Linked DNA regions of Homo sapiens: regions 2 and 3 are each linked to region 1. Evidence: chromatin contacts called from ENCODE Hi-C or POLR2A ChIA-PET data. All regions are on one chromosome and are shown on one strand. Each heading gives the region's core, a stretch centred on a gene start or an enhancer-like site at or near the end of the contact. The rest is flanking DNA. Distances are from core to core; before and after follow the strand shown.

What was found. A loop is a pair of places that touch in the nucleus more often than their neighbours do. ChIA-PET counts read pairs that join two places held with the same protein, here RNA polymerase II (POLR2A). Pooled maps may share reads with other maps.
Region 2: POLR2A ChIA-PET joins it to region 1 with 7 read pairs in PC-9. The contact joins the promoter of KRT7-AS here to the enhancer-like site in region 1. A Hi-C loop is called at or near these places in 1 of 37 single-sample maps with no recorded cell type and 5 of 50 pooled maps. POLR2A ChIA-PET finds 5 or more read pairs at or near these places in 7 of 52 experiments (A549, H1, HCT116 and 4 more).
Region 3: a map of ascending aorta shows a loop between it and region 1 (2.8-fold over the local background). The contact joins two enhancer-like sites. A Hi-C loop is called at or near these places in 1 of 168 maps with a recorded cell type or tissue (ascending aorta) and 8 of 50 pooled maps. POLR2A ChIA-PET finds 5 or more read pairs at or near these places in 6 of 52 experiments (HCT116, MCF 10A, PC-3 and 3 more).

What each region holds. Positions count from the first base shown.
Region 1 is chr12:52,146,131-52,148,946 of GRCh38, reverse strand. No RefSeq gene overlaps it. Among named protein-coding and RNA genes, the nearest start is that of SMIM41-AS1, 29 kb to the right of the region's middle. RefSeq lists an enhancer at 1,288-1,582. Within about 2 kb of position 1,471, at least 28 of the 41 ENCODE cell types and tissues checked have a DNase peak (open chromatin) inside an H3K27ac peak, as active enhancers do; they include HCT116, PC-3 and PC-9, where a contact is called at or near this core.
Region 2 is chr12:52,246,140-52,248,839 of GRCh38, reverse strand. It overlaps KRT7-AS (KRT7 antisense RNA 1), which reads left to right and starts at 1,392. Exons shown (of 2, transcript NR_146274.1): 1 at 1,392-1,663; 2 at 2,372-2,700. It overlaps KRT7 (keratin 7), which reads right to left. Exons shown (of 9, transcript NM_005556.4): 8 at 629-663; 9 at 1-249. The coding sequence ends at 80.
Region 3 is chr12:52,028,565-52,031,358 of GRCh38, reverse strand. The region is part of intron 1 of LOC124902934 (a long non-coding RNA gene); the gene reads right to left. It also overlaps a transcript of NR4A1 not described here. Among named protein-coding and RNA genes, the nearest start is that of NR4A1, 21 kb to the left of the region's middle. Within about 2 kb of position 1,481, at least 7 of the 41 ENCODE cell types and tissues checked have a DNase peak (open chromatin) inside an H3K27ac peak, as active enhancers do.

The DNA of each region.
Region 1 (2,816 bases), core at 222-2,721:
CTTCTGCCTCCCAGGTGGGAGGGCCAGGCTTCCCCATGCCAGGTGCCCCCACCCAAGTCTGGGGCAGGACGGCCGGAGCTCCATGGGGTGAGGGGGTGTGGGGTTGCTGGGCTCGGGCCAGGACTGAGATGCCACAGAAGCTGGTGTTCTGCCAGGGCGGGGCAGGCAGGCCTGGGGGCAGAGGCGGGCCTGGCCTCTCCCCACCTGGCAGAAGGCATTTCTTACCTAATAAGGTGCTTTATTCTCTGCCTCAAACAGCTTCTGACAAAGCAGGGTGGTGCAGGGGGTGGGGCCAGCTCCTGGGGCCACACCCCGCCCGCTCACCCCACTGCACCAGGCTAGGCCTTTCTGGGGGCAGCAGGGTCTGTAGCAGACCCTGGTCTACCTGAGAAAAGCAGGCGAGCTCCAGCTGGCCTCCGAGAACCCAAGCCTGGCCTAGGATGCAGGGCCCCTGTGTGCCCATCCTCACCCTTGTGGGAGGGGGCTGTCCACATGCAGTTCAGGGCCCAGGTTCCCCGAACCTGCACTGCTTTCCCCCAACACCCGGTATAAGCCAAGCTGCCTCTCCTGCCCCATCCCACACACACAGATATGCACACACTTCCTGCGCTGTCCCTGGGGGCAGTGAGGCCTGGATCCCCCAAGTAGGGAGGTCCCCCAGGACCTCCCACTGTTAGCCCAGAGAAAGCAGGTCAGGGCCGCTCCAGGGAGTCCAGCAGAGCCCTGTGTCTTCATCCTCAGAGGCAGTGGAGGGGCCTGGGCGCCAGGCCCCATGCCTGGGAGGGACAGTGACACAACTCCCCATGGGAAGATCTGGCCCCAGGCCCTGTGGGCCCCTGCCTGACTGAGCGAGGGGTGGTGTCGAGGGGGTCCTAGTGGTGAGCTGGACTGAAGTGGAGGAAGGGCCGGGACCAGGCCACACAGAGCACCTGAGGAGGAGCGTCCCAGTGGGACACATGCTAGTCGGGTGACTCTGGACAACTATTAGCAACCCCGGTGTCCGCATCTGTAAAGTGGGAACAATGCACCTTCCTCTCAGAACTGTTTCAAGGATCCAGTGGGTGCACAGTTTGGACAGATGGCACATGGTCACCTGCATATGCCCTTTATCAGGCAGCGGGGGAAGGCTCTGTGTGCCCCTCAGGGTCTCCAGCTGTGCCTGCAGGTCCCCCTCCAGGCCCTAACCAGGGAGTAACCACGAAGAGAAGGAAGGCCTTCTCAGCAAACAGCTGAGTTTGCTCCAGGAGCACAGGGCCCTTAGTCACCAAGGAGCTTCTTGGGAATGTCTCACAGCACCACCGAGGGAAAGGCACCAGTGACGGCACCCACACCAGGGGGGCCCTCCGCTCTCAGGGCGCCGTGTCCTGAGCTCCAGTGTGTGGATCTCTGTGAGTGTGGCGGTGTATGGCTCTGGTGTCCCGCCAGCAGCTCGGCCACACCCGGGTGACTCAGGGCTGCAGCACGCACCCTACCCGGCCAGTGGGAGAACAAAGCCGCCAGCTCAGGGCCTGGGCATCCAGCCTGAGTCACATACAGGCACACCCAGCCCAGCCAGGAGCCCCCACCCCTCCGGACCCACCCCAGCCCAGGGCTCAGGAGCTCCCCCAATCCCTGCCACAGTGAGGAAACCGAAGTAGCCCCTCACACTGACTGGACTTGCCCAGGTGCGACCGGCTGAGATGAGGAGCTGGGCCCAAGGAAGCCTGGAGGTCTCGCTGAGACCAGGAGCAGAAGCCCACAACCAGGCCCCCGACTCCAGCTCAGTGCAGTAGCAGGGGACAGGCCCTGGCACAGGGAGCATCAGGCCTGAGGCCCAGGAGCCCAGCTTCCCCATGGGGCTGGACTCAGAGGGAAACCAAGGCAGAAGGAGAGGACCTCAGTGAGAGCCATGGGCCTGGCTCAGTCTGGGTTGAGGACACACTGTGGACACAGCCCTGACTCCCTGCCCCTCCGTCACTCTCAAATGTGGAGGAATCATGACAAGGTGAGACGGCCAGGCCTTCAGGTGACCGCTCTGCTTAAGACAATGAGGAGCAGCCCAGCCTCCCCGCCTAGACCTGGGAGTGAGGTTTGTGAGGAAAGGGGCCAGGGCTTGCTCTGCTAAGTGCGCCAACACCACCAGCGGCTCAAAGAAGGTGCTAAGGTTCCCAGACAAGGACCCAGAGTGAGGCCGAGGCAGGAGGGCAGGCAGCAGGCAGGGGTGGGGACCCTGGATTCCCCGGCAGGGGGGAACCCCAAACCCCAGGCCCTTTCCAGTGTGAAATGGGGGCCCCTGCTTCAGCTGATACTCCATCCCTGGAGAGTCTGGGGCTCCACTGCAGGATGCCACCTCCTGGAGCCCTGGTCCAAACCCAAAGGGTGGTGGGGTCTGGCCACCAGCTGGGTCTCCAACCAAGGCCATAGCTGAGAGCAACCCTGCAAAAAGGGAGAAAAAGCCCATCAGGGACACCACAGGGCAGAACGAGCAGATCCTCGGACACTCTCAGCAGGCCCCACGCACCTGATCCTACCCCAGAAGCCCTCGCCCTGACCCAGCCTCACCCAACCCCGAGCTGTGCCCGGTGCTAACTGCAAATGGCCCTCACCCTCAGCCCTGAATCCATCCCTTCATCTGACATGGTACTAATCCCAACCCTAACCCCAAATTTGAACTGTGCCCCAAACTCTACTTGCTTCTCTGTGCTCAAGCCCTACTCCATCCTCACAACCCAGCCCTAAACCAATCCCATCCTAAACCCCAGCTCTGACCCTCACCCCTCTCAGATCATCTGTGTGCCCAAAATTCCATTGTCAGCCCAACCACTGCTCCAAAACCT
Region 2 (2,700 bases), core at 143-2,642, 100 kb before region 1:
ACCAGGCATGGGAGGCAGGGGTGGGAATCTTCTTGTGATTGTGGGTGGTGGCTGGAGGAGTGGAGTGGTGGGAGGCGGCTCAGTCGCGGGCACTCCTGCGACTGGCGGATGCGGTCCGGATGGAATAAGCCTTCAGGAGCCCAGGACCCGCACTGCTGGAGAAGCTCAGGGCATTGCTGCCCATGGTTCCCCCGAGGGTCAGCCCAATGCCACCGCCACTGCTACTGCCACCAGTGGAATTCATCACAGCTGGGAGAGAAAAGAGGAGGGCTCTCTTCAGCGTGAGGCTCCCTACCAGGGACCCCATCCCTTCACTGCACCCCACCCTCCTGCCCCAGCTGCCCCTCTCCCTCACCCCTGCCCCCCTCCATGGGCCAACCCAGAAGGAGCATCTGACAGGGGTAGGGCTGCTCCCCAGGTGCTCCTGGCCCCACCCTGCCCTCTTGTAGTGCTTCCCAGGCCATTGAGCCTGGCAGTATGTGCTCCAGGGGACCTGTCAATCCCTGTAGAAAGGAAGGAGTCTCCTGGCCCCTCCAGCAGGGCCCTGGGCCAGTCTGCCATTCTCTAGACCCAGCCCCATCTAAACAGCACAAGGGATGCTTCCCATGGGCCGCAGCCAAGGACTTACAGATATTCACGGCTCCCACTCCATCTCCAGCCAACCTGGGGGCAGAGGACAGACAGTGAGGACGGCTCTTTCCTAGCGTGGGAGGGAAGCGCTCTCAGCCCTCTCTCCTTCCAGGCCCCAAGCAGGATCATTGATTTTTCCTTCTTGCCCCACACTTCCAGCCTGCCTTCAGCCTTGTAAAAGGAGCGAGGAGGCATGCAGGAAGGGAGTGTTCACCTTGGCCCTTCTATCCACTGGCCACCTGACCCCAGGCAATGTCTCAGGGCCTCCATTTCCCACCTATGCCTTGGGCCCAACTACAGGACCAAATTCATGGGCCTGTGAGGGTTAAATGACATAATCTGTCTAAAGCCCTGAGCACCTGGGATTCGGTGAATGGTAGCTGTATGTGTTATTTATGTAGATGGCTGCCTTTCCTCACCGTATCATAAAATCCTAAAGGTGTCTGTGGCCTATTGATACTTTTATCCCCAGTATGAGGCCTGGAGAAGTCATTGCTTAATATATGTCAAAATAATTCGTGAATCGTTGACTGATTGAATGGGGCTCCAGCCAGGACTAAGGAAGGAGCAGGGAGTGGGGGTGGCTTTAAGCAGCCAGTGGGGCTGAAACAGGTCTTGCAGTAGAAATTAAAAATCCATTCGGGACAGCTGGCTATGTTTGTTTTGTGACTCACAGTCCCATTGTCACCAAGGCCTTGGCCTTGGGGATCAGTTTGCTCTGTGGGGGCAGGGAAGACCTCGCTTTGGTGGAGGGAATGAAGGGAGCCTCGCTGGCCTCTGCGGCCCCAAGCCCAGGAAGCAGGCAGAGCAAAGGCTGAGGGAAAGAGAGAGGTTTGCTGAAAGCTTCCAGGGGGCTTGCTTAAATGGCCCCTGCTGGTGCTGGGAGTTGCTGGCACTTGTGGGTGGGGAGAGGGAGCCAGGTTGCAGTCAGGCAGCAACTCGAAGAATTTCTGGTACGATGCCTAAGGAACTCAGACGGAAGAGGCCTGAATGTCCAAGGCTCTAGTGATCTGTGTGACTTTTCTCATTCTAAGTAAGTGGGGTTTTTTTGGTAACTTTGTATTCTTAAAGTAGGCCTCCCAGTTTGAATGAGTTTCTGGACCACAACTCTGATAAGTTAAGAGATAAAAGCAAGGTATCTACCTCCATATCCCCCCAGGGTTGGGGGAACCATATCCTCTCAGAGTACCCGGATCTAAGCCTGGTTACAGCAGCTCAGACTGAGATTAAGCTTTCAGAAGAGGATGTCTCTGCGTGCTGTGTGACCTTGGGCACACTACTGACCATTTCTGAGCTTCAGTCCCCTTTTCTTCCCATGGGAGGAAGCCAGATCAGGTACCACTCTAAGAGTCCCCCAACTCTGACTTCTATGACAACAGAAGGCCCAGGGTATGGGTTGTAGAGAATTTGGGGGCCCTGTGCCTGTGGGAGAGGCGAAAGCAGAGAGAGGCATCTTGGCTGGAGCTCCCTGTGCCCAGATCAGCTTCTGTGTTCCCAGAGACTTTTGGTGTTAATTCTTCTTCCCACAAAGAAGACTGGGTGCTAACCCAGGGAGAAGGCGGGTCAGCAGCAGGGGCAAAGCCCCTTCCTCCTCCTCTCCGCCTCCTACTCATACCCTGCGGCCCTGTGTCTCCTCTTCTCCTCCCAGCACCCAGGCCCTCGGCCCTAGCACCCCTTCACTCCCCATTCCCTTCCCTGCTGCTCCATTCATCCTCCGTCATGTCTCTCTCTGGCCCCTTAGGAATAATACTCAGAAAAGAATAAGTTCTTGTATACACTCAGCATTTTACAAATGTAAGTTACTGGTCTCTGGGGGTTTCCTCTGTGGATGTTTTGTCTCCTCCACCCTCTGCAACCTCCCTGAGGGCAGAAACATGTCCTACGTATTCTCTGTTGCCATGGTGTCTTATAACAAGCCAAGAATGAAGAGGTTGAGTTCGAACCCAACAATATGCCCATGAAGGCCCAGCTGCATAGACAGAGGTGGCATGCGGTTCATGAAGAATGTGCTATCAGACTCCCCCATTCCAGCCTCCTCTCTGACTGCAAGTGAGTCTGCAAATATCTCTG
Region 3 (2,794 bases), core at 232-2,731, 120 kb after region 1:
GGCGGGAAGTAGCTTTTAAACTGAGGGAAGGCTGGGCACCACTGGAGGCTCATGCCTGTAATCTCAGCACTTTGGGAGGCCGAGATGGGAGGATCATTTGAGCTCAGGAGTTTGAGACCAGCCTGGGCAACGTAAGGGAGACTTTGTTTCTACTAAAAGTAATAATAATAATTAAAAAATAGCCTGCTTGGTGTTACGGGACTATGGTCCCAGCTACTTCAGGGCGGAGGTGAGAGAATCACTTGAGCCCAGGAGTCTGAGGCTGTAGCGAGCTGTGACAGCACCACTGCACTCCAGCCTGGGCGACAGAGTGAGACCCTATCTCAAAATAAATAAACTGAGGGGAGTTTGTCGGTGGAGAGTTAGGGGAAAGGGATAAGTTGCAGGGAGAGGAAACAGTAATGAAAGAGTGCCAGCTTGTTAGAGCAGCAGAGTAAGGCAAGTGGCTGGAGGCCAGTGACTAAGGGGGACAGAGCTGGGGATGCGCGAGAGGAGCACTCAGCCCAATCCACAGGCCCTTGTGCCAGACTCTGTGCCGATGACTTTTTTCCTTTGTCTCTTCTTTCAGCAGCCATCTAAGGTGGGCACTATTTTAGTATTGAGGAAACTGAGGCTCTAAAAGGTTAAGTAGGCCAGGTGTGGTGGCTCGCGCCTGTAATCCCAGCACTTTGGGAGGCCAAGGCAGGCGGATCACATGAGGTCAGGAGTTCGAGACCAGACTGGCCAACATAATGAAACCCCGTCTCTACTAAAAATACAAAAATTAGCCCAGCATGGTGGCCTATGCCTGTAATCCCAGCTACTCAGGAGGCTGAGGCAGGAGAACCACTTGAACCTGAGAGGTGGAGGTTGCAGTTAGCGAAGATTGCACCACTACACTCCAACCTGGGCAGCAGAGCAAGACTCCGTCTCAAAAAATAATACAAAATAAAAAATAAATAAAAGGTTAAGTAAACATGTCCAGTGTCACACAGCTGAGAAGTAGCAGAGCATGGATTTGCATCCAGACCAGTGTGGCCTCAAAGTCCTTACACTGAGCTGCTATGTTATTGCTTCCCAGAGAAGTTGAGCTACCCAGAGGTGAAGGGATTTGCCCTTCATTTCATGGCTTGCTGCAGAGCTGGGACCCCCGCCTCAGAGAGTTCTGTAGATACTGTGAAGGGAGACAGGGCCTAAGGAAGGGGAGAGGGACAGGGAGGGCGGAGAAAATGCCCCTGCAGCAGCATTCCCTGAAGACCTTGCCTGTGCCCACACCCTGCCCATGTCTTTGTGCCTTTGTGTGCAAGAGTCCTTCTTGCCCAAGCTGGAACTTAGGGTTTGCTGGGGTAGAAAGATGCAGAAGTTTATAAGTGTCCACTTCTAGGGGTGTGCTGCTGGCCAGCAGCCACCGCCCTGAGGGCTGTAGGAGGGCTGGCCACTGGGGCAGCCCAGATTAGCTGGATTTTGTGTGCTGTGCCTGTTGCTAAGTAACGCTGCTCCTGCTCTCACCAGGGGAGCCAGCTCTGGTTACCGGTGACAACCCTCAAGGGAGAGTGCCTGGAGAGACATGAGGCAGGCGGGAGGGAACTGAAGGAAGCCAAGCCCTTCCCCACACAGGTTTATATGGCAGAGGGGTAGGTATTCCTTAGCTCTCTGGTGTTCTGTCTTGTGTGTGTGTGGTTTTTGTTTTTTGAGACAGGGTCTCATTCTGTTGCCCAGGCTTGAATGCAGTGATGCAACCATAGCTCATTGCAGCCTCAGCCTCCCTGGCTCAAGTGATCCTCCCACTTTTGCCTCCCAAGTAGCTGGGACTACAGGTGTATGCCACCATGCCTGGCTAATTTTTGTATGTTTTGTAGAGACGGGGTTTCACTCTGTTGCCCAGGCTGGTCTCAAACTCCTGAGCTCAAGCAATCCACCCACCTCAGCCTCCCAAAATGTTGGATTACAGGTGTGGGCCACCACACCGGCCGTCTCTGGAGTACATTAGGGGCCTGTTTCCCCTGTGCCTTGGCCATGGGCTCAGAACTGCAGGACCCACAGGCACACAAGGAGGGTGCAAAGTCATGGGCAGGGTCTGGGCACAGGCAGGGTCTTCAGGGAATGCTGCTGCAGGCGTTTGGAGGGGAATTCTGCCCCCACATCTGAGCACCAAGGAGAGAGGTGGAGTGTGTGTGCATGTATGCGTCCCTCCTGTCATTGGACAGGCAATCTGTGGTCAGGCAGATGGGGCAACTCACTCACTTTCCACTGCTCTTTTAGAAAATGTCCCACACTTCTCCAGCTGGGGGCTTCCCACCTGTCAGAAGGTCCTGGAATCAGAGTAAACAGGTCCTAGCTCCCTGGGAGTGCCTATTATGCCTATTCCACTAAAGGATTTGGGGAATACTAGAGAGATAATTTCACTTAAAGCATTAATATTTTTAGGGAGAAGTTGAATTTTGGTCTTTTTGTTTTTGTTTTTGTTTTTGTTTTTTAAAATGGAGTCTCGCTTTGTCACCCAGGCTGGAGTGCAGTGGCACCATCTTGGCTCACTGCAACCTCCGCTTCCCGGGTTCAAGTAATTCTCTGCTTCAGCCTCCCAAGTAGCTGGGATTACAAGCGCCCACCACCACGCCCAGCTAATTTTTGTATTTTTAGTAGAGACGGGGTTTCACCATCTTGGCCAGGCTGGTCTTGAACTCCTGACCTCGTAATCCACCCACCTCGGCCTCCCAAAGTGCTGGGATTACAGGCATGAGCTACCGCGCCTGGCCTGGTCTTTTTGTCTTTTAAGCAGGTATCTTTTTTGTTTTTTTGTTTTGTTTGAGACGGA